Linked DNA regions of Homo sapiens: all the other regions are linked to region 4. Evidence: chromatin loops called from intact Hi-C (ENCODE). Cell type or tissue: CD4-positive, alpha-beta T cell. All regions are shown on one strand. Links, peaks and the distances in the headings refer to the core of each region. The heading gives the core; the rest is flanking DNA. Region 1 has its middle 130 kb from the start of CMAS. Region 2 overlaps ETNK1 (ethanolamine kinase 1). Region 3 has its middle 100 kb from the start of C2CD5. Region 4 holds the start of LOC105369690 (a long non-coding RNA gene). Region 5 overlaps C2CD5 (C2 calcium dependent domain containing 5).

Region 1 (6,634 bases), core at 786-5,785, 91 kb before region 4:
ATCAGGTTAAAACTGACTCTAGAAAATAAATTGGGGAGTGTTTCTCTTCTTTCTGTAAGTTTGCATGGGATTTGTGTTATTTCTTCATTAAATTGTTGATAGAATCATAGTAAAACCAGCTAGGGATTGGCTTTCCTTTATGGGAAGAATTTTAATTGCTAGTTCAAATATCTTCCCTGTATATAGATCTATTTTGAATTCCCATAAGTCAGTATTACTAATTTTTGTAGTTTGTCTAATTTCTTGGCATAAAATTATTAATAATATTGTTATTTTGTTTGTTTGTTTTTTGAGATGGAGTCTTCTTCTGTCATCTAGGCTGGAGTGCAGTGGTGTGATCTTGGCCTTCCAGATTCAAGGGATTCTCATACCTCAGCCTCCCAAGTAGCTGGAACTACAGGCATGCGTCACCATATTGGCTAATTTTTACTTTTAAAAATTTTTTTAGTAGAGATAGGGTTTCACCATGTTGGCCTGGCTGGTCTCGAACTCCTGCCCTCAAGTGATCCACTTGCCTCAGCCTCCCAAAGTACTGGGATTACCAGTATGAGCCGCCGTGCCTGGCCATTATTATTTTAATTTCTCTAAGATCTGCAATGATGTCTCCTATTTTATTTCTGAATTGTAGTTTGTGTCTTTCTACTTTATTCACAGTAATTCTCACTAAAGATTTATCAGTTGTTTTGCTTTTGCAAAAAAACAAAACAAACCCAAAAACACCAACTTTTGGTGTCGTCGTACATTTTCTTTTTTTGTTTTTCATGTCATTGATTTCTGCTATGAGCTTTATTATTTCTTTTCTTCTACTTCCTTTCAGTTTGCTTTGCTCCTGGAGAGGTAACGATAATGTATTATAGGAGTTTAAAGAATGATTACTCCCCATTCTTGAATCAGGAAATTCTTTGAGGATAATGAGCCTTGAAGAGTAGATTATGATGGAGTGAGAAAGATAAGAGGTAGTAGGGAAGACCTTCCCAGAAGAGGGAATAAGACAAGCAAAGGCAAGCAAGTACAGAGCGTATGGGAAACAACGAATTGATCACTTTGTTAACTAGAGACCAAATACATCAGCAAGCACAATTAATTTAAATATACTCAAGTCTCCAATTGAAAGACAAATGTTCTACCTTTATGATGGATTTGTCAAATTGGACTTTTGTCTAATTTTGTTTAATATATTTTAAAGTTATGCTATTAGGTACAGTTTTAAGACTTTCATCTTTCTGGTTATTGAATAGGTTAGATTTATCTCAGAATAGAAGGAGGCTTCAACATTAGAGAACATATTAACATAGTTAGCCATATTAACCAGGTTAAAAAAATCTTATGTTCATATCAATAGATAAGGAAGGTCATGAGAAAAAAATTAAGTTATTTTCGATTTAAAAAAATCTTAGATAACTTTCCTAACTTTATAATAATATGTACCTGAAAAATGTATAGTAGACATCATTCTTAGCAGTGAAACATTAGAATATACCTTTAAAAATAAAGGATAAGAGGGCTGGTCGCGGTGGCTCATGCCTGTAATCCCAGCACTTTGGGAGGTCAAGGCGGGTGGACCTTGAGGTCAGGAGATCGAGACCATCCTGGCTAACACGGTGAAACCCAGTCTCTACTAAATATACAAAAAATTAGCCGGGCGTGGTGGCGGGCGCCTGTAGTCTCAGCTACTTGGGAGGCTGAGGCAGGAGAATGGCGTGAACCCGGGAGGCGTAGCTTTCAGTGAGCCGAGATCGTGCCACTGCACTCCAGCTTGGGCGACAGAGCAAAACTCCGTCAAGAAAGAAAGAAAGAAAGAATGAGAGAGAGAGAGAGAGAGGAAGGAAGGAAGGAAGGAAGGAAGGAAGGAAGGAAGGAAGGAAGGAAGGAAGGAAGGGAGGGAGTAGGATATCTTATCATTCAACATTTTCTCTGGGCGCCTAGAAGACACATACCCAAAAATAGAAAGAAATAAAAACATGAAGATTTGAAAGAAAAAACACAACTCTTCTTTTTAAAAGATAGAAAAACCAAAATTATCTATAATTTCTCCTATCAAAATTTGAAAAGTTTGTAATATTAATGCACAAATTTGATAAGGTTACCAAATACAAGATCAGCATATAAAAGTAAATTTCATTTTTACGGCGCTAGTAATAAACAGCTAGAAAATGCAATTTGAATAATGAAACTATTTACTATGGCAGCAATAATAATGAAATGCTAAGACCTAATAAACACAACAAAAAATGTACATGTCTCTTAGGGAATAATTATGAAATTTATTGAAAGACAATGAAAAAGACCTGAATTAATTGAGAAATGTACTATATTCATAGACAGAAAGACTCAATATTATAAAGATGTCTTTGCTGCTAAAATTGATCTAGACCCATAGAATTTGTTGTAAAATTTAATTTATAATTTATATAGAAAAGCAAGGATTTATAATTGCCAAGACGCTCCACATTGATATAGATTTTGGTAAGCATTTTCTTTAACTGTTAAGATACATGGAACATGAAATGAATTGAAAACCAAACTTTTGTATGTGTTGCATGAAGCTCTTAGGTATCAATTCCAAATGACTTTCAGCCAGTCTATCATTAGTTCATCCATCCAATTATTTTGAAATTTATAGGCACTGGCATACTTGGAGCTCTCATTCTTAGATTTCATGCTGTGCCTTAAAATGAAATATGTGAAAATAATTTTTGATCTTCAGTAATTATGCATATTATCAGCAATATACTGATTTTTATAGCTTGTGGTCACGATCTTGGTCTTCTTAATAACTTTAACATTGTCCATATGACTTTGAGGAATGTTTCCACCTTGGCTTTCACTAGGATGTCTAATTTACCATTTTCATGTTTTCCCTGAATGAATCATGTATCACTAAAGTAATCAGCTTCTATTCTAAATTATCAGGCAGATGCTCACAAATTGACATTTTATTGATAGTCTTGCATAACGAATGAATAGTTCACATCAGTATCTCATTCTTTTGAAGTTTAATCTATTTGGAGGTACCATTGCAAATTTTTCTGCCTTTAGTTGGATTGCATGGCACACAATAAGCAATATTTTTGCATGAATCTCAGCAATAAAATATAATCCAGCTTTATTCATTTCTGAGTATCTTTCCTTCTTAGGTCTTATAGAAAGCTTGGTTGTTGTGTTGCAGCATAATCTGGAAATGTAGTCATTCTTCCAAAAAATAGTCAACTTACAATAATCAATTTACATCTCACTACATAATTTTCCTGCCATTTTACACATACTATAGCTTTGTGTCTTAATGCCCAATTACGACTCATTCTATAGACTACATGTATGTGTATATGTAATTGTTGGTTCATCATATCTTTTTAAAGATATTTAACTGGCAGTTAAATTAAACAAAAATGACACAAACAATGCCCATTAGTCAACTAATGTGAGATTGAGAAGTGCTGTAACAGAGTTTGTATATGTATAGGAAATGACGGTTATGTCATCAGACTGCATACCTAACAGTAATAGTGACAGCATCAATTGTAAGATACAGTTTGATCTCAGAAATGTTAAAATGTGAAAAAAGTGTATCTTAGAATCAACAAATACTTTTATCTTCCATCATTGGGATGAAAGAAAAGGCATATTGGAAGGAGGATGAAGCACAAGTCAGGGATGCAGTCATGGAGAATGGAAGTGTTATAACATTCTAAAACTGGCCCTTCCCCTCAGAAGAATAAATTAGGCTGATAAGAAAACAAAGGAATCTTGAATTAAAGGAGTGAATCAGAGATCATTCCCTTGGCAATTTGTTCAAATTCCAGTTAATTCAGGCTCCTCTAGACAGATGTTTCTGTACACTAGGGGGCTGTAACACACAACATGTTAAAAAAAATATTGATAGCTTGTTTTGTTTGTTTTTAAATTTTGTTTCCTCAACAAACATTTATTGAACATGAATTGTTAGGCTGAACATTGTAAGGAATATTAAATGACTACATTCTGTACTCAGCCTATAAGAGATTTATAATTTGGTAAGGGAGACAAAGCATGGATAAAAGTTAAAATAAAGTGAGGCATAAAACTGGACCAAAGAATTACAAAAATTCAAAAGAGTAGTGAATCTTTGTCTAGATAAGCTTGTCCAACCCACAGCCCATGGGATGCAGGCAGCCAAGGATGGCTTTGAATGTGGCCCAACACAAATTCATAAACTTTCTCAAAACATTATGAGATTTATTTTGTGTGTGTGTGTGTGTGTTTTTGTTTGTTTGTTTTTAGCTTATCAGCTATCTCTAGTGTTAGTGTATTTTACTTGTGGCCCAAGACAATTCTTCTTCTTCCAGTGTGGCCCAGGGAAGCCAAAAGATTGGACACCCCTGGCCTAGGTCATCAGTTGACATTCGTTTGAGTTGGAAAAAATTTAACCGTATCCTTAATGACTGACCAGACTGTGTATTTCAGGGGATCCTCCTGACCACAGTTTGTGGGCAGCGTAAGAACAGAAGCAGCTGCCTCTTGCAAATATCCTTGAGGGGCAGCTGGGTAATACCAGGGCACATGCTTATTCCACATCTTAGTCACTATGTTCCTCCTCTTGTCCTCCTCTCCTTCCTTCCTGTTTTCCGACTTCCCTCCTTTGGCTTCTTCCTTGGGGTACTACAGACCATAATCACCTGGCAGTGACTGTAAATATAGTCGTAATCTTTCAGGTGGCATTCTGGACTAAAGAAGTTGCTCACCCCAGCTCCCAGGTAAATTCTGGGACATCTTTTTTCCTCAAAAGTTACTGTGGCCACAAACACCGTTTGCTGATATAATGGTTTGTGCATTTTCAAATGTTGCCAGGATTGCAAGAGAATGTTTATAGCCCTTTGAATTAGGGAGGCAAAATGGCAGAGCAGGTGCAGGAGCAGAGCTGTGGCCCTCCTTCCTTTACCATCACGCACACACCCTCTTGCCCACTTTCTAACCAGGCTATACAAGTGAAGTTATAAATCCATTATGAATTCTTTACAAGAACCAAGGTCTACACTGTTCAGGAGCCCATGGCAAAAAAATACCCTGCTTTCTCACTTTGGCTTTCCGTCGTATGTTTGGTAGTTGAGAAAGATCTATTTAAATATTTGTTTCATTTATTTTTTAAATGTTTAATTTAAAAGAACTATCAGGCTGGGTGTAGAGGCTCACACCTGTAATCCCAGCACTTTGGGAGGCCAAGACGGGAAGATCACTTGAGCGTAGGAGTTCAAGTCCAGCCTGAGCAACATGGTGAAATCCCGTCTCTACGAAAAATACAAAAATTAGCTGGGCATGATGGCACACACCTGTAGTCCTAGCTACCGGAAAGGCTGAGGTGGGAGGAGCACTTGAACCTGTGAGGCCGAGGTTGCAGTGAGCTGTGATTTTGCTGCTGCATTCCATTCTGAGTAACAGAGTGAAACTATGTCAAAAAAAAAAAAAAAACCATCAATTTTAAAAGTTGCAAATATAGTACACCCATATAATCTTTACTCATTACAATCATTAATGTTTTTGCTATATTTGCTTTTTAAAATCTAATTATTATTCTTATTCTTGTTGCTGAAAATTAGAAAGTAAGTTGCAGATACCATAATCCTTTACTTCCAAACTATTTCAATGTATATACCCTAACAAGGACATTTTCCTAGATAACAAAAGTATAATAATAAGGTAAGAAATTTGATGCTGATATAATATTGTCTAATATACAGTTCCTATTCAGATTTTACCAATTTTCTCATTAATGTCCTTTTTGGTGATTTTTTTTTCCCATTCCAGGATCGGATCTAGAATCACACATTGAATCATTGTCATGTTTCTTTAGTCTCCTTTCATCTGGAACTATTCTTCTATCTTTCATCATCTTTAACATTGATTTTTATTTATTATTATTATTATTTTTTGAGACAGAGTCTCGCTCTGTCGCCCAGGCTGGAGAGCAGTGGCACGATCTTGGCTCACTGCAAGCTCCGCCTCCTGGGTTCACGCCATTCTCCTGCCTCAGCCTCCCAAGTAGCTGGGACTACAGGCGCCCACCACCACGCCCGGCTAATTTTTTTGTATTTTTAGTAGAGAAGGGGTTTCACCGTGTTAGCCAGGATGGTCTCGATCTCCTGACCTCGTGATCCGCCTGCCTTGGCTTCTCAAAGTGCTGGGATTACCGGCGTGCGCCACTGCTCCCGGCCCCAGCATTGATTTTTTTAGAAATTCAAGCCAATTACATGTCTCTGAATTTGGGTTTGTCTGATGTCTTCACATGATTTCTTTCCATTAATACATTTTTGGCAGGAATTTAGCATATTTTGAGACTATTACATTAGGAGGTCAGAGATTCCCCTTGTTAGGGGTTAAACCATTTTTTTTAAATTCCCCAAGCAATGTAAGAGTACTGATTTCCCCACAGCCTCACCAACAGAGTGTGTTGTCAAGTTTTGCATTAACTGCCAATATGATTGATGAATAATATGATATATTGATGCAGTTTTTAAGAAATAAACTTCATCGAAGTAGAATTAGAAAGCAATAAAATGGATCCATTTTAAGCACACAATGTGATGAATTTCAACAACACTTATAAGATACAGACTATGTTCATCACTTTAAAAAGTTTCTCATTGGCTGGGCGCGGTGG
Region 2 (5,000 bases), core at 1-5,000, 550 kb before region 4:
GGTCCTTACTAGTGCAGTAAGACAAAAAGACAGAAGGGGAGACAGCAATATGTATTATTTTCAGATTATACATAGAGAAAATACAAAATAATCTACATAAAAACCTTTAGAGTGTGTGAAAAAAATTCAGTATAAAGCAATTAATTATAATCCTATATACCAACAATAAAGTAATTTTTTAAATGATACCCTTTACAATAATATCAAAAAGCGTCAACACCTAGGGATAAATCAAATAAAACACGTGAGATCTCCACAGTGAAAACTTCAAAAGTTTGAGAGAAATTAAAAATTTATTTTAAGATTCAATATTGTTAAAAGAATTCACTTCTCCCCAAATTTATCTACTGATTCCACAAAATATAATCAAAATCCTATCCAGTTTCTTTTGTGGGAATCCCAAAATTGAGTCTACAACTTATATGGCAACTTAAAAAGTCAAGAATAGTCACGGCAATCTTAAAAACGAACAAAGCTGGAGTCCTACACCAAAGCCTATAATAACTACATCAAATACCAAGTCCTGTAGCAATGATTGAGAGTAATCCACACAGAGTGGTACTGCTACAGTAACGGACAAAACAGACCAAAAGAAAAGAACAGGCCGGGTGCGGTGGCTTGCGCCTGTAATCCCAGCACTTTGGGAGGCCAAGGCAGGTGGATTGCTTGAGGCCAGGAGTTCAAGACCAGCCTGGCCAACGTGGTGAAAGAAAAAAATAAAGACAGACAATAGCAATTATTGGTAAAGATATACCATAAGTGAAACTCTCACATAATGCTGTTAGGAATATAAACCGGGACAATCACTTCAGAAAACTGAAAGTGTCTAACAAAGCTGAAAATACACAACTAGATGACTCAGAAATTCTACTTCTAGGTATCCACTTAACAGAAATGGATATTCGTGTTCAAAAAAAGTATAATTGTAAGAAGCATAATTTGTGATAGCCAAAACATGAAAACAACCTAGGTGTCCATTAACAGTAGGAGACATATAAATTGAGGTATATTCTTAAAATGGAATGCTAGTCGGTCATGGAAAAGAACTACAACTATATACACATGAATAAATCTCTCAAAATCTGGGCATACGCCAAACCAAAATTTTAAAAAAACACATATTTCATATGATGCCATTAAATAAAATTCAAAAAGAGGCAAAACACTGATACAAGGCACAGTGGCTCACACCTGTAATCCCAGCACTTTGGGAGGCTGAGGCAAGAGGATCACTTGAAGCCAGGAGTTTAAGACCAGCCTGGTAACACAGCAAGACCACATCACTACAAAAAATTTAAAAATTAGGCAGGCATGCACCTTTAGTCTCAGGTACTCTGGACGCTGATGTAGAAGGGATCGCGTGAGCTCAGGAGTACAAGGCTGCAGTGAGCTATGATAGCATCACTGCACTCTAGCCTGGATAACAGTATGAGACCCCATCTCTTAAAAAAAAAAGTAAAAATTTAAAAAATAATAAATAATAACTAAGTCACATTATGTTTAACATGATCATCAAATATTAGGTTTGTGACTATCAAAAATTATAGTCAATACCATTCAAACATGGGAAAATGTTTATAAAGGGCTAGTGAAAAAAAGAATATAAAATTATACGTATGATTGCAACTATGTAAAATATGTTTAGGAGAAGTAGAAGGTAATAAAAATAAAACGGTTGTGAATAGAATATTGATGATAGGAAATTGATTTTTTTCTCCTATTCAGTTTTAATATAATATTGTGGTACAACCTTTTAGTAAAACTAAATTATTTCATGTTCATACGGTTTCCTGTACAAAGACCTTCATGCACTTATTATTTTCTCAGAGTACTTATTTTCAAAACAGAATTAATTCAAAACATTCTATTTTGTTAATTAGAAAAAAAAAAAATCTGCTATTAAGATTACCACTAGAGGGAGGGAGAGATCAAGACTATGAAGGAAAATGAAGACACTTGGTTGCTGGAAATTAATTTTCTTTTCCTGGGTTGGGGTGGGTATATGTTTTACAACAATTTATGATTCATCCATTTTTCTATATGTTTGCTGTTTTTCACAATTTTTAAAAGAATGTTAAAAATGTATTTATAGCCAATCTGGTATATCAAAGAGTAAAATAACTCCTTAGAAAACAAAATAAAGAGAAATAGAACCTCTGATTTCTTAAAGGTCTTCTACTACTTCCCTATCTTTGTCATCCACTCCTTCCCCTACAAAAAACACCTTAATCTTCTTTCTTCCCTAACCTGTAATCAATTGACAAGTCCTGCACATTTATTTTCTGAAATGTGAAATCTGTACCTTATTTCCATCTCATCTGTCCTAATCTGGGCCCCAGCACCTCTTGTCTGGACTAACACAACAGTCTCTCTCAAATTATTTTCTCAAACTTTTTAAATGCAATACACAGGAAGAAATATATTTATCATTTGATATAATATGTACATAGACACTTTTACATAAAACTAAAGCACACTTCACAAAAGAATACTTACCACCGGGCGCAGTGGCTCACACCTGTAATCCCAGCACTTTGGGAGGTTGAGGAAGGTGGATCACCTGAGGTCGGGAGTTTGAGACCAGCCTGACCAACATGAAGAAACCCCGTCTCTACTAAAAACACAAAAATTAGCCAGGCGTGGTGGCAGGCGCCTGTAATCCCAGCTACTCTGGAGGCTGAGGCAGGAGAATCGCTTGAACCTGGGAGGCAGAGGTTGCGGTGAGCCGAGATCACGCCATTGCACTCCAGCCTGGGCAACAAGAGCGAAACTCCATCTCAAAAAAAAAAAAAAGAGTACTTACCTTACTACTTGCAAGGCTCTGTCTGATGTAACCTCTACCATAACTTATTCTAACTCATCTTTTTAAACTGTAATGGTCTCAAGACACTATATTGATTTGGCATCCTATTAATGTATGGTAACCACTAGTTTCAAAACCAATGTCCTGAGTGATCATTATTTCCCAATTTAAAACATTTCCCTCAAACAACCCTTCTCTACATTGTTGCCTGTCACTTCTCTAATACATGATATAATTTACCTGCTTAAAAATATCCAGGCCAGGTGCGGTGGCTCATGCCTGTAATCCCAGTATTTTGGGAGGCCGAGGTGGGTGGATCACTTGAGGTCAGGCATTCGAGACCAGCCTGGCCAACATGGTGAAACCCCGACTCTACTAAAAATACAAAAATTAGCTGAGCATGGTGGCGCACATCTGTAATCCAAGCTACTTGGGTGGCTGAGGCACGAGAATCACTTGAACCTGGGAAACGGAGGTTGCAGTGAGCTGAGATCACACCACTGCACTCCAGCCTGGGCTACAGCGAGACTCTGTCTCAAAAAAAATAAAATAAAATAAAATAAAATACAAAAAGAAAAATATCCAGTGGCTTCCCATGATGTCCTAAATGATGAGTAAGCTACTCAAAGTCTAGCTTCATTGCCTTTGTGAGATAGTTTTCCTTGCTCAGAAATGTTTCCCTTTTCAATCTGATCTCATCTACCCTTCAAAGCTTAGCTCAGGTACCCCCACCTCTATGAAGCCTTCTGTCCTACGTTCTTCTATGCCTACCTTGTGCTACAGTTAGTTGTACAAGGACTCTTACTGAAAACTAGCATTACAGCTAGTACAAAAAACACATGTCAGAATTACTGAATTTTAGGAGCTCACAATTCTCTCAGTTGGGATGGGAGAATTGGAAATGAGAGGTGGAAGAACGTAGTACCAAAACATGCGATGCGTAATTGTAGGTATTTCATTGAATTCTCATGACTACTTTCCAAGGTAATACCATTTTATAGAGACTTTAAAACTTGCCAAAGGTTATAAATGGCTGGAAATAATATTCAAAAACCATCCTCTTTCCACATTATGCTCAGTCCCCAAAAAGATGTGACGCAGTTTGTGTAGTCCAAGTTACATGGCTATTATACAGGAAAACAAACTAGCACTTTAGGCTCCTGTCTTCATAGTCACATCTTAATAAAATACATGGGAGCCTAACAAATATTTCATGTTTTTGATGGGCGTCTATTAAACATTATATACTTTATTATTCTAAAATGCTGAAGACAGGGAGGGAATAGGAAACAGAAAACTGGATGTAATCACTAACATTAAAAGTTACACTGAATATAAACCATGACTCCTTATTTGTATCTACAGGACTCAAGATTTCCTATAATCTTAGGGAAAGTAAACTAATATATTGTTTACTTTTTTAATATATTAAAAAATTAGCCGTAACTTACTACATTAGCTTACCTAAGACTTTTCAGAAGCTACTGCTTAAAGGAACAAACTCATCTTTTTAAAAACAGAAAAGAAAATCAATTATTATATCAGAACACTAGTGGAGACATAACTTAACACAGCAATTGTATAGATCTGGCTTTTTCTTCTTCCTTTAAGGCAAAGACCAATATAAAATATCAACTATCAATATTAAGAGGAGTTACAGGTTTTTAATAGATTATTTAGGTAACTACCTCCAACACTGTTAGAAAGAGGAAGGATATGAAAACTGCTGTGTAGCTACACAACCTAACACAAAGATTAATTTCCATGATAGAATACATATGCTTAAAAAAATGATGAAAAGATTTTTTAAAATATGCATTCAATAACAGGCAAAAACCTGTAGTAAAGCAGAAAGAACAGTACATTTTTTAAACTTCTTGGGTAATCTTTGCATGTGAACTAAATTTGAATGTTCATTCCATAAACATTACGTTGTTATAATTTTCTTATTTGTCTTCCCCATCGGACTAGGAATTTCAAAGAGCAAATATTTGTTTTTTGATTCAAGTATCCAATATATAGTAGGTGCTCAGCAGCAATAATAATTATCATGAAAGACAGCATTTATTTTACCCTCACAATAACCCATTGAGGTAGGGACAACTACTGGATCAATTTTACAGCTCAGGATACTGAGACAGGAAGTTTAATGATTTGACCAGAGTAACAAAGCTAGTAAAGTATAGAATCTGGACTC
Region 3 (6,634 bases), core at 730-5,729, 360 kb before region 4:
AATTTATATTCTTATCAACAGCGTGCAAGGTTCCCTTTTCTCCACGTACTCTCCAACAAAGACTATATTTTTACATATAAAAAATAAAAACATAAAAATGGTTCCTCTGCTTTTTGAAAGTAAGACTGTTGTTGTCTATAAAAATCCTTTTAAATATTTGTTCATTGGAGTTTTTTTTAAAGACTATATTTTTAAATATTAACAAACCTCAAAATGTCTATGGTAAGCAGAATAATGGGCCTTCAAAGATGTCCCCAACTTAATCCCCTGTGAATATATTACCTGACATGTTAAAAACTTTGCAAATGTGATCAAGGTCAAGGCTTGAGATGGATAAATTATCCTGGTTTATCTGGGAGGGTCCTAGAATCTAACCACATGAATCCTTTAAAATGGAAACAGAGGATATAAGAGGTCAGAGAGACTCTATGTGAGTAGGACTTGACTCAACACTGCTGACTTTGAGGCAGGGGAAGAAATGTGGGCTGGGCGCGGTGGCTAACGTCTGTAATCCCAGCACTTCGGGAGGCCGAGGCGGGCGGATCAACTTGAGGTCAGAAGTTCGAGACCAGCCTGGCCAGCATGGTGAAACCCCGTCTCCACTAAAAATACAAAAATTAGCCGGGCATGGTGGTAGGCGCCTGTAATCCCAGCTATTTGGGAGGCTGAGGCATGAGAATGGCTGAGGCAGAAGTTGCAGTGAACCGAGATTGTGCCACTGCACTCCAGCCTGGGCGATAGAGGGAGACTCAGTCTCAAAATTAAAATAAAATAAGATAAAAAATAAAAAATAAAAATGTGTGTGACCTCTAGACTCTGGGAATAACTCTCAGCCGACAACAGCCAGAAACCATCTCAGTTCCACAATACAAGAAACTGAATTATGCCAGAAATTCAAATGAACAAGGAAGTGTGTTCTCCCCTAGGGTTTCCAGAAAGGAACAGTCCCGCCAATGACTTGATTTTAGCCTGGTGAGACCCATGTCAGTTCTGACCTACTGAACTGTAAGGTAATAAGTTTGTGTTGTTGAAACCACTAAGGTTGCGGTAGCAACAGAAAACGAATACAAATTCCTATACAAGTTCAACTATAGAGATACATAAAGTATAAAATTACCGTACAGCTGTGCTATTTGTGATAATAACATCTAATAGAAAATGCTTCACAAATTCAAGATACACGCACTGTCATCTCTCTTATTTTTCCTAACAATTTTGTGTATACCCATATGAATAATTAGCGGAAGTCCAGACTCTCCTGCCTGTAAGCGCTTCTCTACTTCTGGAATCGTCCAACAACTCCAGGGCTCAATGAAGTCCCCAAAGGGTTAACGGCTTCCACATCCAAGCGGCTACAGTGCAGGAATCTTCTCGGTTCACTGTTGTGTCTGCTTCTTATAATCACACGGTGGCGCTGTTGGAATGAGTTCCACACAGAACAGGGAAGTAGCTCCTCTCCCCAGGTGATGATGCGGTACTAACCAAGACTCCTGCACAGGCTTCCAGGGGTCTTTAGGCCATGCCTAATTCAGCCAAGAAAGTCTGCTCAGGTTCAGTTCCCAGTGCTCAACCCTCTAGTTCTCATTCACAGCTGACTCCCAGTGGACCAGGAAGCCCCAGGGGCTCCTTATCATAACTGGTTCTGGGGTCTGTCACTTCATAGCGATATCCTCAAGTGCTTCCCACGGACCTTTCCCTTATTCCCCAAAGGGAATCATGCCAGGAAATTCCAAAGTATTCGTACATATCCTTCTAAAGGGAGTTTAGCAATGTCAGGATGATTTTCTGGTAATAGAGGACTTGCTGATACCTCTCATTACAGTTAATCTTTTAGAGCATAATTCAACTTTTAAAAGGATCTTTATATGGCAAAATGTATTATTTTTTCATGTTTATTTATTTTTATTTTTATTATTTTATTTTTCCATAAGTTATTGGGGTGCATGTGGTGTTTGGTTACATGAGTAAGTTCTTTAGTGGTGATTTGTGAGATTTTGGTGCACCTATCACCTGAGCAGTATACACTGCACCATATCTGTAGTCTTTTATCCCTCCCCCTCCTTCCACTCTTCCCCCCAAGTCTCCAAAGTCCATTGTATCATTCTTATGCCTTTGTGTCTCATAGCTTAGCTCCCACATATCAGTGAGAACATATGATGTTTGGGTTTCCAATCCTGAGTTACTTCACTTAGAATAATAGTGTCCAATCTCATCCAGGTCACTGCAAGTGCTGTTAATTCATTCCTCTTTATGGCTGAGTAGTATTCCATCATATATATATATATATTATGGATATATATATATATTATGGATATATATATATATATCACAGTTTATCCACTAGATTGATGGGCATTTGGGTTGGTTCTACGATTTTGCAATTGTGAATTGTGCTGCTATAAACATGCGTGTGCAAGTATCTTTTTCAAATAATGACTTCTTTTCCTCTGGGTAGATACCCAGTAGTAAGATTGCTGGATCAAATGGTAGTTCTACATTTAGTTCATTAAGGAATCTCCACACTGTTTTCCATAGTGGCTGTACTAGTTTACAGTCCCACCAGCAGTGTAGAAGTGTTCCCTGATCACCACATCCATGCCAACATCTACTGTTTTTTGATTTTTGATTATGGCCATTTCCCTGGGAGTAAGGTGATATCGCATTGTGGTTTTGATTTGCAATTCCCTGATCATGAGTGAAGTTGAGCATTTTTTCATATGTTTGTTGGCCATTTGTATATTTTTTCTTACTGATTTGTTTGAGTTTGTTGTAGATTCTGGATGTTAGTCCTTTGTCAGATGTATAGATTGTGAAGACTTTCTCCCACTCTGTGGATTGTCTGTTTACTCTGCTGACTGTTCCTTTTGCCATGGAAAAGCTCTTTAATTAGGTCCTAGCTATTTATCTTTGTTTTTATTGCATTTGCTTTTGGGTTTTTGGTCATGAAATCCTTGCCTAAGCCAACGTCTAGAAGGGTTTTTCCAATGTTGTCTTCTAGAATTTTTAGTTTCAGGTCTTAGGTTTAAGTCCTTAATCCATCTTAAGTTGATTTTTGTATGAGGTGAGAGATGAGGATGCAGTTTAATTCTCCTACATGTGGCTAGCCAATTATCCCAGCACCATTTGCTGAAAAGAGTGTCCTTTCCCCACTTTATGGTTTTGTTTGCTTTGTCGAAGATCAGTTGGCTGGAAGTATTTGGGTTTATTTCTGGTTCTCTACTCAGTTCCATTGGTCTATGTGCCTATATTTTTTACCAGCACCACACTCTTTTAGTGACTATGGTCTTATAGTATAGTTTGAAATCAGGTAGTGTGATGCCTCCAGACTTGTTCTTTTTGCTTAGTCTTGCTTTGGCTATGCAGGCTCTTTTTTGGTTCCATATGAATTTTAGAATTATTTTTTCTAACTCTGTGAAGAATGATGGTGGTATTTTGATGGGGATTGTGTTTAATTTGTGGATTACTTTGGCAGAATGGTCATTTTTACAATATTGATTCTACCCATCCATGAGCATGGGATGCGTTTCCATTTGTTTGTATTGTCTGTGATTTCTTTCAGCAATATTTTGTAGTTTTTCTTGTAGAGGTCTTTCGACTCCTTTGTTAAGTATATTCCTAAGTATTTTATTTTATTTGCGGCTACTGTAAAGGGGGTTGAGTTCTTGATTTGATTCTCCGCTTGGTTGCTGTTGCTGTGTAGAAGAGCTATTGATTTGCGTGCATTAATCTTGTATCTGGGAATTTTGTTGAATGCTTTTATCAGTTCTAGGAGCTTTCTGGAAGAGTTCCTGGGGTTTTCAAGGTAAACGATCATATCATCAGCAAATGGGGACAGTTTGACTTTCCTCTTTACTGATTTGGATGCCCTTTATTTCTTTCTCTTGTCTGATTTCTCTGGCTAGGACTTCCAATACTATGTTGAAGAGGAGTGGTGAGAGTGGGCATCCTTGTCTCATTCCTGTTCTCAGAGGGAGTGCTTTCAATTTTTCCCCATTCAGTATTATGTTGGCTGTGGGTTTGTCATAGATGGATTTTATTACATTAAGGTATGTCCCTTGTATGTTGATTTTGCTGAGAATTTTAATCATAAAGCATGCTGGATTTTGTCTAATGCTTTTTCTGTATCTACTGAGACGATCATGTGATTTTTGTTTTTACTTCTGTTTAGGTGGTGTATCGTATTTGTTGACTTGTGTATGTTAAACCGTCCCTGCATCTCTGGTATGAAACCCAGTTGATCATGGTGGATTATCTTTTTGATATGTTGTTGGATTTGGTTAGCTAGTATTTTATTAAGGATTTTAGCATCTAACTTCATCAAGGATATCTGTCTGTAGTTTTCTTTCGTGGTTGTGTCCTTTCCTGGTTTTGGTATTAGGGTGATGCTGGCTTCATAGAATGAATTAGGGAGGGTTCCTTCTTTATCTTGTGGAATAGTGTCAAAAGGATTGGTACCAATTCTTCTTTGAATGTCTGGTAGAATTCTTCTGTGAATCCATCTGGTCCTGAACATTTTTTTGTTGGTAATTTTAAAATCACTGTTTCAGTCTCACTGCTTGTTATTGGTCTGCTCAGGGTATCTAATTCTTCCTGATTTAAGCTAGGAGAGTTGTATTTTTCTGGGAATTTATCCATCTCGTCTAGGTTTTCTAGTTTATGTGCGTAAAGTTGTTCATAGTAGCCCTGAATGATCTTTTGTATTTCAGTGGTGTCAGTTGTAATATCTCCTGCTTCATTTCTTAGTGAGGTTATTTGAATTTTCTCTCCTTTTCTTGGTTAATCTTACTAATGGTCTATCAATTTTATTTATCTTTTCAAAGAACCAGCTTTTTGCTTCATTTATTGTTTGTATTTTTTTGTTTGTTTCAGTTTCACTTGGTTCTGCTCTGATCTTGGTTATTTCCTTTATTCTGCTGGGTTTGGGTTTGGTTTTGTTCTTGTTTCTCTAGTCCCTTGAGGTGTGACCTTAGATTGTCTGTTTGTGCCCTTTCAGACTTTTTGATATAGTTGTTTAGGGCTATGAACCTCTTATCATTGCCTTAACTGTATCCCAGAGGTTTTTGATAGGTTGTGTCATTCTTGTCATTCAGTTTGAATAATTTTTTAATTTCAATCTTGATTTTGTTTTTGACCCAATGCTCATTCAGGAGCAGGTTATTTAATTCCCATGTATTTGCGTGGTTTTGAAGGTTCCTTTTGGAGTTGATTTCCAGTTTTATTCCACTGTGGTCTAAGAGAGTGCTTGATATAATTTCAATTTTTTTAAATTTATTGAGGCTCATTTTATGGCCTATCATAGGGTCTGTCTTGGAGAAAGTTCCATGTGCTGTTGAATAGAATGTGTGTTCTGAGGTTGTTGGATGAAATGTTCTGTATATTTCTGTTAAATCCATTTGTTCCATGGTATAGTTTAAATCCATTGTTTCTTTGTTGACTTTCTGACTTGATGACCTGTCTAATGCTGCCAGTGAAGTATTGAAGTCCCCCACTATTATTTTATTGCTATCTATCTCATTTCTTAGGTCTGTTAGTAATTGTTTCATAAATTTGGGATCTCAGGTGTTCGATGCATATATGTTTAGGATTGTGATATTTTCCTGTTGGACAAGGCCTTTTATCAATATATAATGTTTCTCTGTGTCTCTTTTAACCGCTGTTGCTTTAAAGTTTGTTTTATCTGATATAAGAATAGCTACCACTGCTCACTTTTGGTGTCCATTTGCATGAAATGCCTTTTTCCACCCCTTTATTTTAAGTTTATGTGAGTCCTTATCTGTTAGGTGAGTTTTTTGAAGGCAGCAGATGGTTGGTGAGCTCTTATCCATTCTGTGGCTCTCTATTTTTTAAGTGGGGCACTTAGGCATTTACATTCAACGTTAATATTGAAATGTTAGGTACCATTGCACTGATCATGCTCTTTGTTGCCTATGTACTTTGTTTTGTTTTTTGTTTTTGCTTTTTTAACTTATATTTTTGTTTTATAGGTCCTGTGTGACTTATGCTTTAAAGAGGTCCTGTTTTGATGTGTTTCTAGGATTTGTTTCAGGATTTAGAGCTCCTTTTAGCAATTCTTACAGTGGTTGCTTGGTAATGGCAAATTCTCTCAGCATTTGTTTATCTGAAAATGACTGTATCTTTCCTTCATATCATGCTTAGTTTCACTGGATACAAAGTTTTTGGCTGATAATTGTTTCGTTTGAGTAGGCTGAAGATAGGGCCTCAATTCCTTCTAGCTTGTAGGGTTTCTGCTGAGAAATCTGCTGTTAATCTGATGGGTTTTCCTTCATAGGTTACCTGGTGCTTCTGTCTCACAGCTCTTAAGATTCTTTCCTTCATCTTAACTTTGTATAACCTGAGGACAATGTGCCTGGGTGAAGATCTTTTTGCGGTGAATTTCCCAGGTGTTCTTTGTGCTTCTTGTATTTGCATGTCTAGGTCTCTAGCAAGGCTGGGGAAGTTTTCCTTGATTATTCCCCCAAATATTGTTTTCCAAGCTTCTAGAATTGTCTTCTTCCTCAGGAACACCGATTATTCTTAGGTTTTGTCATTTAACACAATCCCAGATTTCTTGGAGGCTTTGTTCATATTTTCTAATTCTTTTTTCTTTGTCTTTGTAGAAGTGGGTTAATTTGAA
Region 4 (6,634 bases), core at 748-5,747:
ATGACTAACTGGGTTTTAGAAAGAGAGCATACTTCTGAGTAATTGTTCCAAGGGAATTTTAATTAAAGTAAATTAGTGTGACCAGCTAAATCTTGCTAGGTAGTACACAGCTGAGCTGGAAAATGATATAGAGAAGTTTATTTGCTCCAGACAGAAATATTTTAAAGGCATCGGGTAAATATATAAACTAATAATGTTAATTTTGCTTCAAAAAGCAGTTCTAGACAATTCAATAAATATTTCATTCTTTTGCTGATACAATAAAGGCCAACTATCCCATCTTATGAGAGTCCAGCTTCTAATTTCAACTGAGGTTATAATGCTTCTGTACCTAATGGAGTAGTATCCTCCCTGAGATTCATAAAACCTAAATAGGAATTCCTTGAGTCCTCTACAAAATGTAAATAAAGCTGAGGCCCAAAGAGTAATGAGGCTGTAGTGACAGCCCTTGCCACAGTACTCCTTCTAGGATGCCAATCAGCAAAGGGACAAGTATGGCAGGAAGGACACCTAGTCAGTGGGCTAGTCGGGCCTCATTTGATATACGAAGGGTAATCTGTAGGCTCATATGAACTCTTGGCCTCATTCATAAGTGTTGGCTCTACAAAGGCTTTTCTAGGCCTGGGTTTCTGCTATAAAATACAAGACATGAAACTTGAAGTAAACTTAAGAAGTAATATATTTATTTCCATAAAATGAGGAAGTAGTACAGAAAGACCCCTTGAGGGCCCATCCAGGTCAGTACCATTTCCACGCCCTGAAATGCCTCCCTCAGGGACACCACCCCTTGGAAACACAGAGAATAAGGAATGCAGTGCAAGTGTATGGAACAGGATAAAGAGATGTGAGGTCACTCCCCAGCCACAGTCATCTACTCTGGCTCTCATAGGTACTTCAGGTTTTCTGCTAAGCAGGCACAAAGGGGTTTCATTTTGAAGAATTATCCCACTATTTTTTACAGTGATGAAGGAAGGATAGGAAGTCCTTTAGAAGGGACTCCAGGAGCTGTACCAAACTCTGAAAATACTGATGATTAAGCCACATGGGGTCATCTCTTCTGAGCCTCCATACAGAAGTGAAGGGTGACAATTAAATAAGAAAAGTGTGACGATAGAGGTCTGCAGATATGAATCTGTGTGTTGGGGGACCCAGGAATGGGGCTCAAAATGAAGCCTCAGAGGCTGCAATAGGTAAGCAATGTTTCCTCAGACACAATAGGTACACCTAATGTACAATTGTTCTGGTGGGCATGTGTCCAGCATGCCCACATAGCCAGCTGGGTCTCATCTTTTGCAAAATATGGCCCTCTGGCCAGGTGGATCAGGCATGAGCAGAGAGACTATGGCTGAACTTGACGGCTCCTTGACAGATCCCTCACCCTCTTTATGGTCCAAAGCTGCCCAGTCTCCAGAGCCACAAAACCAGCCTTAGTTTAATGTTGCCTAGAGGGGTCATAGTCCAACTTTTTTAACTTCATTGGCATTCTTTTCCCAGTTGTACATTCATATCTTTTAGACCATTTCTCAAAGCACATTTTGCAAAATATCAGCATGCTAATTACCTCTGAAGTAATTGTTTAAAATTCCATTTGGGAATTGTTGCTCAAGAACAGTAGTAGTCAACTCCGGCTCCACATGAGAATCACAGGGGAAAAATATTTTTAATAGCAATTATCTGGGCCTCATACCAAAAGACACTGGTTTGATTGGTCTGGGTTATTCTAGGCATCTGAATGTGCTGGAAGCTCCCCACAGTGACTTGAGTGAGTTAGAGTCTCTTCCAACGAACAGGTGTATGTCTGGAGGCAGGTGGGCGGGATGAGGCCACCTGAGGCCTGTTGGTAATCAGGAAGAAAGTCTCCAATGCACACGGAGTACCTATTAAAAAGACTATAGGATGGTTCCTGAGCCTGGATTCCATCCTGCTGTGCTTTCAGAGGGCTGCTCTCTCTCCTTCCTTTCCAGAAAAGGGGGCCTTCACAATTTCATTCCTCTAATAGATTCTCACAATTCAGTGTGCATAAAAGTCATCTGATGGAATTTTACTAACATGCCAATTCCCAGACGTTATCCCAGAAATTTTGATTTAGTAGCACTGGGAAGGTGCTGGAATATATATTTTAGCAATTACTATATGATTTTGATGAAAGTGGTTGAGGGACCATCTTTGAGGAAACACTGCCTAAGCCTTCGCCAAGGTATAATCTGCTACCCTTGGGAATGTTCCCTGTCTTAAATTTTGGATCTAGCACCTAGTGTCTGGCCCTGGGTATAATCATTAACCTTTCTGTGCCTCAATTTCCACACCTGTAAAATAAATGAAATAAAAGTGCTTTATAGAGGTTGTGAGGATTAAAAGAAATTAAGATAGAGGTCATGGTAATGGCCTGAGGTAACCAGGTGATAGATCTGGGTAGCTTAGGGAATACGTGTGTGTGTGTGTGTGTGTGTGTGTGTGTGTGTGTGTTTTGAGACAGTCTTGCTCTGTTACCCAGGCTGGAGTGCAGTGGCACGATCTCGGCTCACTGCAACCTCTGCCTCCGGATTCAAGCGATTCTTGTGCCTCAGACTCCCAAGCAGCTGAGATTAGAGGCGTGCGCCACCATGCCTGGCTAATTGTTTTTGTATTTTTAGTAGAGATGGGGTTTCGTCATGTTGGCCAGGCTGGTCTCACAGCCCTGGCCTTAAGTGATCCACCTGCCTCGGCCTCCCAAAGCGCTGGGATTACAGGCTTGAGCCACCGCACCAGGCTGGGAATACATCTTTCTTTTCGGTTGGCGCTGGTCCTCTAGTAAGGCAGTAGCTTAATCATTTACGTGTCCTCTTTCTATCTCAGCCTTCCCACCACACTTCCCCACTCAAGGCTCACTCCAGACATTGTTAGAAGAAATTTTCCTTCTATCCATGTGATGTGTTGTAAAGAAAGACTAAAAAGTATCCAAATTGTACTTTATAAACAATTTCCTATAGTGGAGATTGATACTCAATGTATGAAGGTCAAATGATGAAGATGTACCATTAAGCCTCATCAGACTCTATTAGTTAATTTCAGTCAGCAAGTGACAACTGCACATTTTAAAACCTAGATCTGTGATGACACCCAGTGGCCAAAATGTCAACCACTGAAATTTTAAAAATACATCAAGTATTTTCATCAGCATACAAATAATATTGCATCAACTTTAAATTTTGAGAGCTATTCAATAACAAAGCATGAAAAGGTTCTACACTGGGAATGTCACCAATGAAATGTGGACAAACCAACTTTCTTTAGTACTGTATTTAGTAGAACTTTCCCAACCAGTTCAGGCAGATAAAAGCACCAGGTTATCAAAGGTGACACATTCCTAAAAAAAAAAAAAAAAAAAAAAAAAAAAAGCTTTTAAACTTGGAAAAAGTAATTTGCATCAGTATATAGCAAAGAACCAATGACCAAATGCAGGAGAGTACAACAGAGATTATTAAGACTTCACACATGGTCCTTTAAATAATTAGAAAATCATTAACATGCTTAGCTTGGCAATTCAGATAACAGTAATTACTTTAGCCAGTACCCATCCCAAAAGGTACAGGATATTTTGGACATTCTTTCACTTGCTCATTCAAAAATATTTCCTGGTGTCCTGGGTTGAGAAGCAGGCTTGGGGAGGGAGATTAATGTCCATGATGTTTGTGAAGGCAGGCTCCTGGGATCGCACTTGTAGATGGAAAACGAAGGAGGAGGATTGTGGAGAGAGAGAGGAGATGGTTCCTATACAGCCTCGGTTGACTCACAGAGAGCGCTGAAGCTAGCCTGGCCTCTCAGCTGTTGTCCATTCTTGGGGTAATGAAGCAGGGCTTTTATCCTCTGCCTCCATCCAGTCACTGGATGTGGGCTACTCCCAGAAAGGGAGTAACCTTAGGTGAGGCAGCGCTGAAGAGGCCTGACAGCTGAGGCTTGTCTACTGACAACACTCCCAGCAGCTGAGGGGGATAAGACCTCCAGGCTCAAGGGTGAGCTCTACGGCCCAACACAGCGTCCACCACACTGACGCAATATGATGCCGACAAAATAAACAGGCTTTTCGATCTTCTGTAACTTGAAGGTAAGTATTAAGCCAATGAACACTTCGATATATACTTAAGGCTGTGAAGGAAGAGAGGGCTTTAAGAGAAGAAAGGGCAGGGGTTGGGGGAAGGAGAGGAGGGCTAACGCCTGGCTGTCTGCTGGTTTCATAATCAGGGCGGAGTGGCAGGAAGGATACAAAAGAGAACTATAACACTTGGACTGGGAATTGTTTACCTTATTCTGTGGGCAGCATGGAGTCACTGAGACTTTTACAAAGGGAACAGAAAGCATAAAGTAGACAAGTAAAGTGGTAGTGGAATAGATTGGATTCGAAGGAAATTAAGCATTTCAAAGTCAACACAGGAATCAAGCATTTTCTTTTGAAGGTCATCTCCAATTTGGTCCTGTGTTTCTGGTCTCATTTCTTACCATTACCTTGTAGATCCTTTCAGGCCTATACAGATAACGACCTCTTCCATTATCTGAACACAAACGTTAACTCCATTTTTTTTGATATTGTCCTTTGACACCAATGAAATTTTCTAGTTTAAGATCCAGCTCAAATTTCACCTCCACTTGAAAAGATTTTTCTGCTTCAAGCCCTTTAAGGGTCTCTCTCTACCCTTATTTTCAGGATAAAGCAAAAATGTCTTAATGTAACTCACAAAAACCAGTACAATCTGGCCTCTGTTTATTCACCTCGCCAGACTCATATCATCCCATTCCCCTATATTTGTTTGCCGAGGTGGTGAGCTTGTGCCTTATTTGGCTTTTTATTAGGTTGGGGCAAAAGTAATTGTGGTTTTTGCCATTAACCACAATCACATTTGCACCAACCTAACAATTTCAGGAAATGTAATAATCTTTGACATGCTAAATGCTATTCATTGTTAAATTGAGAAAAGGTAAACAATCTTCACAAATAAAATTACTTACTTTTGATAGCTCTTCCCCTTCAATGAATCATGGTTTAATACAGAGTATTGGCTGGGTGCAGTGGCTCATGCCTCTGCTCCCAGCTCTTCAGGAGGCCAAGGCGGATGGATGGCTCCAGCACAGGAGTTCAAGACCAGCCTGGTAATGTAGTGAGACCTCATCTCTACAAATAAATACATACATAATAATAAAGAATATTTCTTTTCTAAGTTCACTGATGTACTAAGAAATTTAAGACTTCTGCACTATAATTTGTAGCCAATCATCCCCAGAGCCTTAAATGCTCATGTTAATCATAAATATGATATATGTTTCTTCTATGTGAAATATTTCTTCTAAGTAAAACATTAGTACATTTGCATCTGTAGAATTAGAAGGGACAATTAAAAGGGACAATAGAGATCATCTATTATAAGCGCCTCAGATTATAGTCAAATAAACTGGCTTGTGGGTGTTAAATGTCTTGAAAAGCATACCTTAGCTAGTTCGTGACAATGTTGAAGCTAGAAACTAAGTTCATTTATTGCCAATAATAATAAACATTTAGAGGCCCTACACGAGCCAGGTACTCCTCTAGACATGCTATATATATTATCTCATTGAATCTTCACAATCCTGTGAGGTGATACTGTTATTATCTTCAATTAGAGCAAAGAAGCTTAGCCACGGAAAGGTTGGCTAAACTTGTCCAAATTCCAAAATGCAAAATAATTAGAATAAAAACCCTCAAAAAGATCTTTCTCTTTTCACCTTCTCAAATTTCCAAACCCAGATGTATCAACATATATAATGCATTAAAAATTAAACTCCTTCCATTAGAAAGTAGACTCCATCTTCTGACCCCTTGATCTGAGCTGGATGGTCAGTAACTTGACTCACTTTGACCAGTAAAATTGAGGCTGAAGTAACATTGTGTGACTTCTGGGGAAGTTATCAAAAAGTGTTGCAGCATCCAATCTCACCTTCCAGCTGCTCAGAGACTGTCACGTTAAGACACTTAAACTAGTTTCCTTAAAGTTGAAAGACTGCAAGAAGAGAACAGCCCAGACACCAGTAGATATATGTGAGGGAAATTGACTTGGACTGTTCATCGATTCCCACCATCAACTGACTGCAACCACAGAGTGAGACCATGAAAACAACTCTACTTACCTTAGCCCAAATTGTTGATCCACAGAATTATGAAAAAGTAGTTATTTTTTCAAGTAAACGTGCTTTGAAGCTATTTGTTATATAGTAATTGATAATTGACAGAGCATATGATACTGTCGTTTGATCGATTTACCATGGAATTTCTCTTCCTATCATTTTGTTTTTAACTTTTCTGAGTCTTTAAATTTAAAGTAGGTTTGTGGTAGCCAGCACACAGGTAAGTCTAGTTTTTTTTTTTAATTTAATTCAACCTGACAGTCTCTGGTGTGTTTAGAACATTCATATTTAAAGGGATTATTGATATAGTTGCATTAAAATTTACCATCTTTGTAATTGTTTTCTGTTCATTGCATTTGTTCTTTATTTCTTTCTCCTGCTGTTTTTCTGACTTCTCTGGGGTTAATTAAGCATTTTGTATGATTTGATTTTATATCTTTACTTGGTATATCATATATCTTTTATAAAAAATTTAGTAATATCCCTAGGGTTTACAATATAT
Region 5 (6,634 bases), core at 830-5,829, 380 kb before region 4:
CCAGAATGTCCTACTTCTTAGTACTGTTACAATGGCAGTTAAATTTCAGTGAGTTTTGGAGGGGACCTACATTCAAATAATCGCTGCAGCTAACGAATACCTTTGCCATTGGTTACGACAAGTTATTTAGAAGAATGGAAAAGTCTCAGACTTTAGACGTACTGGAGAATGTCTGTTTGAGGGAGGAAGAATCCTTTTTGTCGTTAATATGCTCATTTCCACTGAGCTGATTTTAACCTGGGTTAGTTTCCCTCCCACACCACTACACACAGGGCTTGTTAAATATTGCTAGAGTGCACTAGGGGAATTATAAAACCATAGCCCTGTATTGCTTTGCTAAGTTTCTAGGGTCATTTATTTGGGGCTTGCAGGGTTATCACTTAATGGTGACTTTTAAAAAAATGCAAAATAATCTTCTTCTTGCATTAAGTGGGAAACCAAATTATAATAGAAGCAGACTGTTGTGTGGCTTAATTGAGACTGTTTGCAGCTAGAAGGGGGATCTTGACATGAAAAGCATTTGTTTCAGACTCTTCCATATAGATCTACAAATGGCACACAAGTGAGCACAACTCAGCAAAGCCTGAAAGACTTTTAAGGAGATTTCTACCCTTGAATAATGAACTATGTTGTTTTTAATTTAGTATTAGTCTAGAGACTGCATGTTGTTTTATTTCTTTTAAACTGGAACTCCCAGTTGGTCAGTGAGCCAGACTGCATGTATCTGCAGTACCTTCTCTTTTGAAAAGCTTATCACCTGGGAAGCCAAACTCTGATCAGGAGGAGCAGAGGGCCTGGGAGTCTGAGGTCATCAGACATTTGAGGTATTCAAACCAGTCCAGGTGCTGATGTCTATCTGCTGCTGGGACCAGCTGGCCTTGGGCCTCTTGGGCCTTTTTTTTCTAGGAGAAAAATTAAGATAGCAAGCATGTTAAAAGATGAACCTGCTCTCCCTAAGTGAAATCAAAAATCTCCCTTAAAAACTTGGGTTTTTCAGATTTTTTTCAGATGCATTCGTATTTGAGGGCAGGGAATAAACATTTTCCCTCCCTTTTTTCCCTCTTCATCCTTTATATAAATTTTACTGGGTAAAAGTAATACATGTATATCGTGAAAAATTTGAATATTACAAAAATCATGTAGTCCAGAATAAAGCTCTCTTCTCCATTTCCTTCCCCAAGAGGCAACTACTTTTAGCAGTTTACTGTCTGTCTTTCAAAGATACTCTATTCATCCTTTTTAAAAAACACAAGTATTTTACATATCATTGTGTACCTTGTTTTTTCCACTTGATGTTAGAGATGGGAACAGATATTTAATACATACTCAGGTAAGCTCTTTCTGTGTACATTTGCCATTAAAATATATGCAGTTCCTACTAGGGAATTCCATATTACTCAGATAATATCAAGGTATAGAAAAGATTTTCGTTTTAGTGATTTTTCAGAAATTTTTAAGCCGTTCCTCTTTCCCCTGCAGTTTAAAAAAATGCACAGAATTCCTAATGCCAGCTATATGTTCTGTAATTCTACACCAACCAAATCTATACTGCACAAGACATATGAGAGCCTCAGGACTCTCTTGGGATATGTAAGTTAGGGGTAGGACAGTTGGTGTCCCAGTCTCTCCATTGAGTCTGTTTCTGTGCTGAGTGTCCCTACAGATGTGGTAAGCCTCTGAATGTCAGGTCTGTGCTGGTCTTTCTTTAGGTCCCATCTCCTCCTAGACTTCCAAAGTCTCTCAAGATCCTGAATCAGGAGGACTTTTCCTATCTAGATCTCCAGTCAGTGAGCATGATGGTCAGGGCATGTCCACAGTGTGGTATCCTCATAGGCCATTCGTGGACCCCACCTGGTGATCCCTTTTATTCATCAGCTCTGTATATGTTACAGGATTAGCTAGTGGTCAGTTGCTTTATGAAAACTGTGGGCCAGGTTTGGTGGCTCATACCTGCAATCCCACCACTTTGGGAGACCAAGGCAGGCGGATTACCTGAGGTCAGGAGTTCAAGACCAGCCTGGCCAATATGGTGAAACCCATCTCTACAAAAAATACAAAAAAATTAGTCGGGCGTGGTGGTGGGTGCCTGTAATCCCAGCTACTTGGGAGGCTGAGGCAGGAGAATCACTTGAAGCTGGCAGGTGGAGGTTGCAGTGAGCTGATACCGTGCCACTACACTCCAGCCTGGGCAACAAGACGAAAACTCCGTCTCAAAAAAAAAAATTGTGTTGGTGGGGTGTGGTGAGATACTTGCATTGTATTTTCAATTAGCAGCAACATTCTATGGTAGAAACATTCTGTACAAATAATGTTTTGAAAAGTTTTTTTATTAATTTAAGAATGTTACCAAAAAATCAACACACTAAGTAGAAATGAAAAAACATATTTATCTATCTATACTTAAACTATACTATACTAAGCCAACCGAATTATTCTCAGTGCTTTTCATGAGTTATTTCTAAATTGGCAGGACTATTCTTTTAGTTGTAAAATTCTTTCAAACAAAAATTTAAATATTCTAATGTGGGTAGAACATGAGCATTAAAAATAGGTTATGAAGTTTTTTTATAGTGCTATTTAAATTTGTACAATACCTTAAATACCTGTAATAAAAAATATCAGGGAAAATTCTGGATGCTACTGTCAGGTTACTGGAAAGGGAGTGATACTGGCTTGGGATTCCTGGTTACCTCTGTGATCACTCATTTTTTAGTTTCACAAAGTCTTGATACCACCAGAGGGAGCTGTTGATATCGAAGTCTTCGAATGAAGAAGTTGGTGGTGAGAGTTAAGACTAGGGAGCAGCTTATGCTGATCTGTGAAGCATAATCATTATCTTGTCTGTAATTTGTAATCTTATAGACTCTTCCCCACAGCAAACATTTTCCTTCCATGTTTCATTTCAGATATTCTTCCCAACACATTGACCCTTTTCTCTGCCTAGTCTCACATCCTGCTTTCATCATACTCACATTCGTTACTATGTTTATATTTTCTTGTGACTATAAAGTTTCTGAAACTCTTTTTGTGTTACAGTAAGCAAGTAGTCTCCTTTGGCATGGTATTTATGAACTGAGCTAGTTTTCATTTATCAATAGAAACTGCATTTTAAACCTAGATGCTTTTATTTGGTTTGCTTTTGCAATGAAGCCATAAAGATTTCCTCCTATTCTTCTGGCTTATAGAGGTATTAACAAATAACAAAGAAGAGGTACTGGCTTGTACTTAGCATCTGAGCTAATGTTGTTCATATTGTCTTATTAGAACACCTGGAGAGTGCAAGTTCTAACTCAGGTATACCAGCTGCACAGAGAGGTGAGTTTGTCTAATTAAGCAAATAGTCACCAAAGGTGTAAAATTCTAGTTTGGTGGTGCATAAAATTATAGACATTGAAGAAAATGCACTGGACAATATGGAATAGACACCAAAATCTGGCTTTTTTTTTTTTGTAGGTAGAATATGTTCTTTTAAAAGCATCAATTAAACTAATATTTAAATTTTTTAGTATGTTAATGGTTTCCCAGTTTCTAAGCATAAAATTTTAGCTCCTTAAAATTTTTTTTCCAGCTTAGCAGTAGTAAAAGTTATTGTTTTTAAAAGGGGGAACTTGTGAGGCTCACACCTGCCCTGACCCCATATTATCAGAGGCTTTGTTGCCCAAAATCAGACATGGAAACAAAACATTAACAAAAATGGCCCTTTGGTTTTCCTCTTACTGATTGTAGAAAGAAGATACTTTAATAACAGATAAGTCAACTACTAACTTTTAAAAATATATTCTTCAACATTTGATTCTCTTTTTTTAAAATTTTAGGGTAAAACTAGGGAAATGAATTATTCACAAAGCTTTGATTATAAAATAAAATAGAAACAACTGAAATATTGTAAATTAAGAAGAATAGGAAATAAAGTTAGTTAAAGCACAGTATGTGGTCCTTTCATTGATATTTATGTTAGACCCCACTCAGGCTCTCCCTAGGAGACCACACAACTATGACATCACCAGAAATGCTCAGCCTGCTAACTGAGAACTTGGTTTTGGACAAATCAGTGTCTAAAGCTTGACTCTTTACTATCTCTCTTATCTGACTTGAAAAGGACCATTCTTTTTCTGAGTTACAGTTAAATTACATCATCGAAAGGAGTGTTAAGACGAGTAAGAGACATCATCCATATTTTTTTCTTTGTTTTTTTCTTTTGTTTTCTGTCTGTGTTTTCAGCAACGTCAGTTGATTACAGTTCCTTTGCAGACAGATGCAGCAGCTGGATAGAGCTCATTAAACTGAAAGCTCAGACCATAAGGCGTGGATCAATTAAGACAAGTAGGCGGATGTTTCTACCACATTATGATAATCTGAGAAACATATCCCTGATTTCCCAGTGGTGAAAGCTAGACCTTACTACCCAGTAATAACATTGCCAATCCATCATGTATTAGAGTGTGAAAGCTGCAGACTGTAACGGTCATTTAGGAAAAGCTTTTGAAAGGCCTTTAGATTTATTAGTTTTACCTATAGAATTGTGTTTTTAAAATTTTCCTTTTTGTGCAGGTATTCTTAAAAGTATATAAATAGATATTATATCATTCTAATTGGAAGTAAATTGCCAACTCTCTTATTGAAAAGACATTCTTCCAGGACCCAAGGTACTATTTAGTATGTGGCATCTGTCGGTTTATTAAGTGTGATATGCAGAGGGCTAAACTAATAAAGAATTTATGGTGAGAAAGTAGTTATTACCTTACTGCTAGAATCAGAATCATTACTTATATGTTATCTTATGCCATGTGTTTTGGTAAATTTTGAGGTAAATATATTTGAGTGAAAGAGCTTACCGTACATTAAAAGGGGGAAAAAACTACATTTCACAGGAAATAATATAGGATGTGAAACCAGCCAGATCTGGTTCTGAATCCTAGAAGTGCCATTTTAATAGCTATGAGACCTTGGGCAAGTTACTTAACTTCTCTAACCTTCCATTTCCTCATGCATGAAATGGGGATGATGATGATAACCTGTGTTTTTGGGTGGTTGTAAGGATTAGATATATATATATATGTCTGGCTTATGGCAGTTATTTAATAAGTGGTAGCTATTATTTTTTTACTTTATAAACAACCAACTTTTAGCTAGCAGAGGTCGTTAAGCTTTTAAAATTATGAGTTGGTTTTCAAAAAGGTTTGGAAAAAACCAGTATCTTACAACTAGATAACATAAGGTTTATCTACAAGTTGACAATGATGAAGTCGTCTGAAAAAGATGGAAAAATTGCACTGGGAAATAGAACAACTTTCACACTCTCCTTGTAATAATTTGTTCCTACAGCAGATAATTTTAATGCTCAGCCGCTTTTTCTTTTTCTTCACTTTATAACCAATCATTGTGTGTGTAGCTATACTGCATCAACATTTTCTTTTGCAGGAATGCCATTTTTCTTCCAAAAGAATTCCATTCCAGCATTTCCTCTCATGTTTTTCTGTCTCTCTTTTTTAATTGCATGCAGTGCATGATAATTTCTTTTCTTTCATGACATGGCTTAGCCTCACAGACAGCTGAATGTTGTCACCACTTATTTGGAAACCTCAGGGAATAATTGTGTTACCAGCGTCTGTTCTGAATGTTTTCTCATTTTTCTCCAATTTTAGCCATGACAGTTGAAAAAGCAAGTCCAGTGGGTGATGGAAATTTCCGGAATCGTTCTGCTCCACCTTGTGCAAATTCCACAGTTGGGGTTGTTAAGATGACACCTCTTTCTTTTATTCCTGGAGCAAAAATAACTAAGTATCTTGGGATAATTAACATGTTTTTTATTCGAGAGACTACTTCTCTTCGGGAGGTAATTTTATAGAAGTTATTTCATTTTTTAAAAAATTTTCTCTGAAGATTTAGTAACAAAACTAAGTTTCAAATTGTTATTTTTTGCCAAAAACTTACAAATATTTATTTATATTTTAATTATCTGGATTGAGTCTAGAGTTTATTTCATTTAGCAGCGAGGATTATCACAAGAATTGTGTTAGTTTTAAACCTATTTATTGTTAGAAATCTTAGAACCTTATCATATAGTAAATAAAACAAATATCTGTGTTCAAATAGAAGTTTAAAATAGCCCTGAAAGAACAGCTTCGTTTCCTCAGTAATTTAGCAATTTTTGACAGATCACATTTAGAAATAGTAGAGGACTGTATTACAGATACATGTCTAAGGAGATACTTTATGTAATTTAGCTCTGCTGTTTCTTCCTCCTGAGAAAGGAATGAAGCTGCTCATTTTTTACTCTCTCAGTTAGTGTATGAGGATGACATTTCTTCAGTCTTACCTCACACTGAGTATCATTAAACTTTAATTTGGTTTTTAAATAACAAGTTGTAATATTTTACTTGATGTGGGAAAAGTTCAGAATCAGAGTCAGCCTGTTATATCTTTTATAACACAGGAATTTAAACTTAAAAAAATTACGTTGTGTCATATGTTAAGGAACAGGGGCTACCAAGCAAATTAATATGGTGAATAGGGAAATTTTTTAGTTACTGAGGTGTGACATCCAATAACCTTTTCAAATTTTACTTCAGCTGCAGTTTGTATTTTTAAAAAGTATATTCATTATAAAGATGACTTAGCTGTGCCCTTCTTC

The links. Hi-C counts contacts between places; a loop is a spot of excess contacts. Peaks named below come from ENCODE experiments on the same cell type or tissue, not always from the same donor. Only the 100,000 strongest peaks of a DNase experiment are listed, where the experiment ranks them.
Region 1: it touches region 4 in a loop (21-fold over the local background); 10 of 110 quality-filtered maps call a loop at or near these places.
Region 2: it touches region 4 in a loop (2.2-fold over the local background); 8 of 110 quality-filtered maps call a loop at or near these places.
Region 3: it touches region 4 in a loop (8-fold over the local background); 92 of 110 quality-filtered maps call a loop at or near these places.
Region 5: a loop joins it to region 4, with 13 times the contacts of the local background. A loop is called at or near these places in 49 of 110 quality-filtered maps.

What each region holds. Positions count from the first base shown.
Region 1 is chr12:22,170,549-22,177,182 of GRCh38, reverse strand. No RefSeq gene overlaps it. Among named protein-coding and RNA genes, the nearest start is that of CMAS, 130 kb to the right of the region's middle. In CD4-positive, alpha-beta T cell, for the core only: no CTCF peak of the experiment used is centred there; no DNase peak of the experiment used is centred there.
Region 2 is chr12:22,628,971-22,633,970 of GRCh38, reverse strand. The region is part of intron 1 of ETNK1 (ethanolamine kinase 1); the gene reads right to left. Among named protein-coding and RNA genes, the nearest start is that of ETNK1, 6.3 kb to the right of the region's middle. In CD4-positive, alpha-beta T cell, for the core only: CTCF peaks have their summits at 1,696 and 1,897 (motif pointing right); a DNase peak (open chromatin) is centred at 1,930.
Region 3 is chr12:22,438,365-22,444,998 of GRCh38, reverse strand. No RefSeq gene overlaps it. Among named protein-coding and RNA genes, the nearest start is that of C2CD5, 100 kb to the left of the region's middle. In CD4-positive, alpha-beta T cell, for the core only: CTCF peaks have their summits at 1,193 and 1,393; a DNase peak (open chromatin) is centred at 1,418.
Region 4 is chr12:22,079,836-22,086,469 of GRCh38, reverse strand. It overlaps LOC105369690 (a long non-coding RNA gene), which reads left to right and starts at 3,943. Exons shown (of 5, transcript XR_931423.4): 1 at 3,943-4,084. In CD4-positive, alpha-beta T cell, for the core only: a CTCF peak has its summit at 3,117 (motif pointing left); a DNase peak (open chromatin) is centred at 3,089.
Region 5 is chr12:22,456,173-22,462,806 of GRCh38, reverse strand. It overlaps C2CD5 (C2 calcium dependent domain containing 5), which reads left to right. Exons shown (of 27, transcript NM_001286176.2): 23 at 3,265-3,315; 24 at 4,222-4,323; 25 at 5,646-5,836. Among named protein-coding and RNA genes, the nearest start is that of C2CD5, 85 kb to the left of the region's middle. In CD4-positive, alpha-beta T cell, for the core only: CTCF peaks have their summits at 2,382, 2,581 and 2,787 (motif pointing right); a DNase peak (open chromatin) is centred at 2,746.